Regions from separate parts of the Homo sapiens genome. Here region 2 is linked to region 1. A link is a contact called in ENCODE Hi-C or POLR2A ChIA-PET data. All regions are on one chromosome and are shown on one strand. Each heading gives the region's core, a stretch centred on a gene start or an enhancer-like site at or near the end of the contact. The rest is flanking DNA. Distances are from core to core; before and after follow the strand shown.

Region 1 (2,700 bases), core at 176-2,675:
TGGTTCTGCCTGTTTCTAGGTGGTCATTTCTAGGTCAGAACTATCCTATGCCCAAACAGAAGAGGGCTTGTCTGGGTTCTCAGCAAAGATGCCAGCACTTACAGAGCTTTACTAGGCAAAGCGTGATAGATGATAGATTCTGTGTTTCACCCACACTGCTTTGTTTTCACTGCTGTTTTGCAATGGGTTGTAAACATAACAGAGTCACTGCCAGTGCTAATGATCTGTGATTTTCTAGCAAGGAGGTCAATTGCACCGGGCACCTACCCACACTGCCTACTACCCTTAAAGCAGCAGATCCCATTTATTTTGGGAATGTGAACATCTTACAAACTCACACATTCCACATTGTTCTTCCCTGCCTCCCATGCCTTCATATAAATACAGCATCCCAAGGGAAAGAAAAACTGCCTTTTCATGAATCAGAGAGGATGCTTAACGTATTTGACTTAAAAAAAGTACTTTTAAAGACGTCAAATCCCAAAGTAAGCAGCTTTTACTTCAAAAATAAGCCCACTTCGATGGGAGATCAAAGGGATGGAACTTTCCAAGTTGCAGTTGAATTTAACATTCCAAGAGTCAGGAGGGCAGATTAAAATAGGATTTTGCTTGCAATAACATTTGCGGTCTGTTCAGCATTGTTGAGTGCTTAATCTAGCCAGGAAGTCTGATTTACAGGGAGCTACAGCAGGCCTTCAGCCCCCGGAATTCATCCCAAAAGCAACATGACTTTCGTTTTGAGGAAAGGCTTTGACACAGGGACTACTGCTTTCTCCCAGTAGGGGTTACCAGCCTATTTCAAATCAGGGCCTTTCTTTTCTATAGCAGCAATTGTAAGACAATGAAAACATCCTGTTTCAGAAAAGAATTTGCAAAGAAGTACAACAGGATATTCTCAAACCTGGTGCAAAGTGAATCATCTTATCAAACACAAACTACCTGAGCTATATATTGGTACTGTTTAATTGACAACTCTAAGGTAGGTCTTTGTTTTATTATTATTGTTACATTACTATCATTATTATTATTAATTTGCCATCTTCCTCTCCAAAAAGAACTGTGAATTCTTAAGAATACAGGAAAAGAAGGGACCTCAGGGCTATTATCCCCAAGGCCTTCTGTGGGGCAGGACGATTGAGGCTGGAAGGGGCTGATTTCATCCTCTTCTGAAAGCACTGCAAAAGTGAATTCTAGGGCTTCCTTCCAGAGAAGCCTTCAGAATGACTCAGGAGTCTTTTCATCTCTTCACCGAATTTCTCTTTCCTCACTGTAATTCAATTTAATTTTAGAAAATTAGAGTATAGAGTACTGGCTGCAAACACAAAAACATACAAATGCTACTTCAAAGAGCTTTTACTCTAGGAAGGAGGGCACGCATCTTCTAGTAAGCTCTGATGTTTTTCTCTGACCTCAGTGAAAATACAACGCTTTTTATTTCCAGTCATAGGTTTGGAATGTACTATCACACAGGGACATGCCGCTCAGCCTTTTCTAACCCCCATCGTAACATGCTAAAGAGAAACTGATGAAATCGTTTGCTCAAGGACATGTCTTTTAGCAGATGGGGCCAGAGTTAAACCTTGGTAATGGCTGATTCTAAAATCTAAGATATGATTTCTCATGTGCAAATTCTAAAATCAGGAAAAGTCTGAAAACAAAGTCATATTTGTAGAACTGACACCAAAATACATATGGCAGCAAAAAGTGAGCAGATTTATACAATATTGATGACAAGCTTTCTAAGTCCTTTATTCTGAATATGTATACAATTAGTACAGAAGTATTAACGTATTTTACAAATAGATGACTGCTCTAGCCCTGCTTAGGGTCCTGTGGAAAAATATGGTGAATATACCATATTTTGAAGATTGAAAAAGAAAAGAAGAACTCTGAAGCCTGTATCTCCTCAAGGGTTTTTCTTGGGGACAGTGGACCATGATGTAATTCCTCCCAAGGAAAGTGTAGAGAGCAATAACTCTTGCCGTAGAATACAATATTTTGTAAAACATGCATCAAAATATCAGAACTGAATGTAACCTTTAAGTGAATGTAATTTAACTTCCTCCTCAATTAAAAACCTTCTTTCTGCTGCTGACAGCTGTCCATTCAGCTAACCTGATGTTCTCTATTACTGGTGGCCTATTTATTGCTGCTCAGTCAGGGTTAATAGAAAATTCAGCTGGGCTTGGTGGCTCATGCCTGTAATATCAGCACTTTGGGAGGCCGAGGCGGGCAGGTCATGAGGTCAGGAGTTCAAGATCAGCCTGACCAACATAGTGAAACCCTGTCTTTATTAAAGATACAAAAATTAGCAGGGCGTGGTGGCGGGCACCCATAATCCCAGCTACTTGGGAGGCTGAGGCGGAAGAATCTCTTGAACCCGGGAGGCAGAGGTTGCAGTGAGCCGAGATCATGCCATTGCACTCCAGCCTGGGCTATAGGAGAGAAACTCCGTCTCTAAAAAAAAAAAAAAAAAAGAAAGAAAGAAAAAGAAAAAAAGAGAAAATTCTTCCTTCAGTTTAGCCACGTTGTCCTTCTCCATAACATCCCCAATGGATTCTGTTCTGTCTCATGACCAAGCGGCAGAAACAGGCCCAAGTGTGGTCCTTGCAACGACGGTGCCACTCACAGCACCAGGCCTTCCAGCGGTTGTTTTATTTTATTTTATTTTTACTTTTTTGAGACAGAGTCTCACTCTGT
Region 2 (2,700 bases), core at 127-2,626, 300 kb after region 1:
TTTTTTTTTTTTTTTTTTTAATGTTCCTAAGACTGGGGAAATCTGAATCTTTTCCTGAAAGCAGAAGTGACTGGCTGGCATGAATTAATAGGATTCATTGGTGCTGACTCCCCCACCTGCACATTCCTGCCCACAGTCGCGAATCTTGACGATGACATCCATGAGCACAAAGAATTATGCCAGGCAATCCTAGAGAATGGGAGTGTTTAACCTTTTCCTCGCCATCTTGTCTACTTTTATCTCTGCAGAACCCTCTGTGGAAGCGGTGGTCTGACACAAGCATTTCTGGATGACGCTGAACCTGCTTACAACTCCCTGCTGCTGTCAGGCAGAACATTCTCCAAACCGCATGAATTTGGAAGTCTGGACACTTCAGGCATCATCAGGTTTATGGTTTTGTCATAACCCTGCTGAAAGTCCTTTACCATCTCCAGGCCTCCATTTATTTTCTATAAAATAAGGAGTTTGGAATGGCACTGTGTTGATATTCTCCAGTTTTGTGAAACATCGTACTCAACAATCGCGAGCAGGCATTTTACAGACCTTGCTTTCCTAGACCTGCTCAAGTAGAACATTCAGGTCAGTGCTAAGAGTTAATATGCTGCCTCCGTCTGACCTCCACATTATGAAAAAAAATATAAAGGAAAGAGCAAAAGGTAGAGCAAGTAGGTTTCGGGCTTGGTGGAGTAGCTCTGAGTGCTGCCCTGTCCTTGGCTGTGTGTGCCAGGTGAAGCGTCTGTGAAGGTCCCCAGTGGGGTGTGCAGAGCACAAGGGCTGCTTCTGAATGCAGGCACGTGATCTAAGGACACTGTGCATCACCAGTGTGACCCCAGGAGTAGTTTCAGAGCTTTGATAAGACCTAGGCCAGGCTCAGTGGCTCACGCCTGTCATCTCAGCACTTTGGGAGGCCAAGGTGGGTGGATCAGCTGAGGTCAGGAGTTCAAGACCAGCCTGACCAATATGGTGAAATCCTGTCCCTACTAAAAGTACAAAAATTAGTTGGGTGTGGGGGCGAGCGCCTGTAATCCCAGCTACTTGGGAGGCTGAGGCAGGAGAATCATTTGAACCCGGGAGGTGGAGGTTGCAGTGAGCCGAGATCACACCACTACCCTCCAGCCTGGGAGACAGAGCAAGACTCCATCTCAAAAAATAATAATAATAATAATAATAATAATAAGCCCAGGAACATCAGATGTGGGCTGCATTGACGGCCTGCCTCTCTCTACACCACAGGAATCTGGGCTGTAAAGGCAGGATATAAATTCAAGTCCACATGCTATGGAGAAATCAGAGGTTTCGAAAGTATCTCCGTGACTGTTTTTGAAGTCACAGCTAATAATTCACCGTCTGACACTCCGGGGCTTGCCTGGATCTAAAAATAGTTGTTCCCCCGAGCTGGTCGGGGAACTGGCTGAGAAGGGAGGGAGCTGCGTGGAACACATTCTGAACCATCAGGAAACCCAAAGCAAAATCGAATCTTGCCACCTAAGATTTGATTATTAAAAGATGGATTTGACAGCTGATTCCCCATTAATTACATTTGTAAAGATATTTGAAAGACAGGAATGAAATGACAGTGGCCCTGACACAGTCCTTGGGGTTTAAGACGGAGTCTGACATTGTATCTGTCTCCGGTTCTGCAGCAGCTTAGCGACATCAGAGACAATTGAAGCAAAGGGCCCACTTATGGCTGACAGCTGACCCTGCAGCCCAGCTGGGAAGCCCCTGAGACGACCCGGGTCCAGCCATCAGGGAAGGGAACCAGCGTGGCCCCAGGAGGGCTTTAGGCTGAGGCTTCTCCCAGGATGTGGAGGCTCAGCACTTTGCACAAATTGGATTCATGCCAAAGGAAACTGAAAGCCTGCCTTTCTTTTTTTCCCAGTGCACATCTCAGATTATTTGGCCTTTGTCCGAGGACTGAAAACAGTTCTGTGTCCAAGTATGTTTTTAATACCTGATATTTATTTCACAAAAAAGCTGAAATTGCTTTGTGTGTCCAGGCTTGAATGTTTAAGGCATACTTGATTAATACATGTGTGCTGAGCGCTTCCTGGGGCTCCTAGACACTGCCAAAGGTAGCTCAGTGGGGAAATTCAAGGCAATTTTCCCCTTAACTTTTGCTACTTCTGACCATTTTCCACTTATGTTATTATGCTTCTGTATCCATCTGTCTGCCTATGTCTAGCTATCCATCATCTATCAATCAATCACTGTATCTTGCAATGGAGGAATTAACTGTGATGTTTTCAAGCGTGTCGCTTCTCTCATATTCCTATTAACATATTGGAAACGCTCAGCTAAATAGAATAAAGTTTTTAGCCTAAACCTACAGTGAATGTCTAATGCTTTGGGCAAGATATTGAAGGGGTGGGGGAGAGATAATATGAATGCTTTCATAGACACAGCTGGACTTCTTTCCCCCTAAACATGAGTGAGAATTCTTTCTATGCTTCTAGTTGAGATTGTAGATAAATAGAGAAATCACATTTGAACATAGGAAATGGCTTCTGATAAAGAAGGCACATTCCTGTCTCTCTCACACACACATGCACGCATGCACGCACACACGGACCTCCCACCCACCCATCAGAAGCGTATCAGAGGCCTCTGCCTCCCGCCAGGATTCCCGGCTGCAGGACACAGCCCAGCAGGAGAAGCTTTTCCCTCCATTCTTTCAAGGGTGAGTGGACACATAGGCTG

What was found. Hi-C counts contacts between places; a loop is a spot of excess contacts on that map. ChIA-PET counts read pairs that join two places held with the same protein, here RNA polymerase II (POLR2A). Pooled maps may share reads with other maps.
Region 2: a pooled map shows a loop between it and region 1 (2.1-fold over the local background). The contact joins two enhancer-like sites. A Hi-C loop is called at or near these places in 13 of 168 maps with a recorded cell type or tissue (Calu3, HCT116, MCF 10A and 10 more) and 14 of 50 pooled maps. POLR2A ChIA-PET finds 5 or more read pairs at or near these places in 2 of 52 experiments (MCF 10A and Panc1).

The regions. Positions count from the first base shown.
Region 1 is chr10:3,451,711-3,454,410 of GRCh38, forward strand. The region is part of intron 3 of LINC02669 (long intergenic non-protein coding RNA 2669); the gene reads right to left. All of the region lies in intron 1 of LOC105376360 (a long non-coding RNA gene), which reads left to right. It overlaps LOC124902538 (a long non-coding RNA gene), which reads left to right. Exons shown (of 2, transcript XR_007062362.1): 1 at 1-979. Among named protein-coding and RNA genes, the nearest start is that of LINC02669, 50 kb to the right of the region's middle. RefSeq lists an enhancer at 552-1,189. Within about 2 kb of position 1,426, at least 4 of the 41 ENCODE cell types and tissues checked have a DNase peak (open chromatin) inside an H3K27ac peak, as active enhancers do; they include endothelial cell of umbilical vein, where a contact is called at or near this core.
Region 2 is chr10:3,748,440-3,751,139 of GRCh38, forward strand. It overlaps LOC105376360 (a long non-coding RNA gene), which reads left to right. Exons shown (of 2, transcript NR_131187.1): 2 at 249-2,325. Among named protein-coding and RNA genes, the nearest start is that of KLF6, 35 kb to the right of the region's middle. Within about 2 kb of position 1,377, at least 25 of the 41 ENCODE cell types and tissues checked have a DNase peak (open chromatin) inside an H3K27ac peak, as active enhancers do; they include endothelial cell of umbilical vein, where a contact is called at or near this core.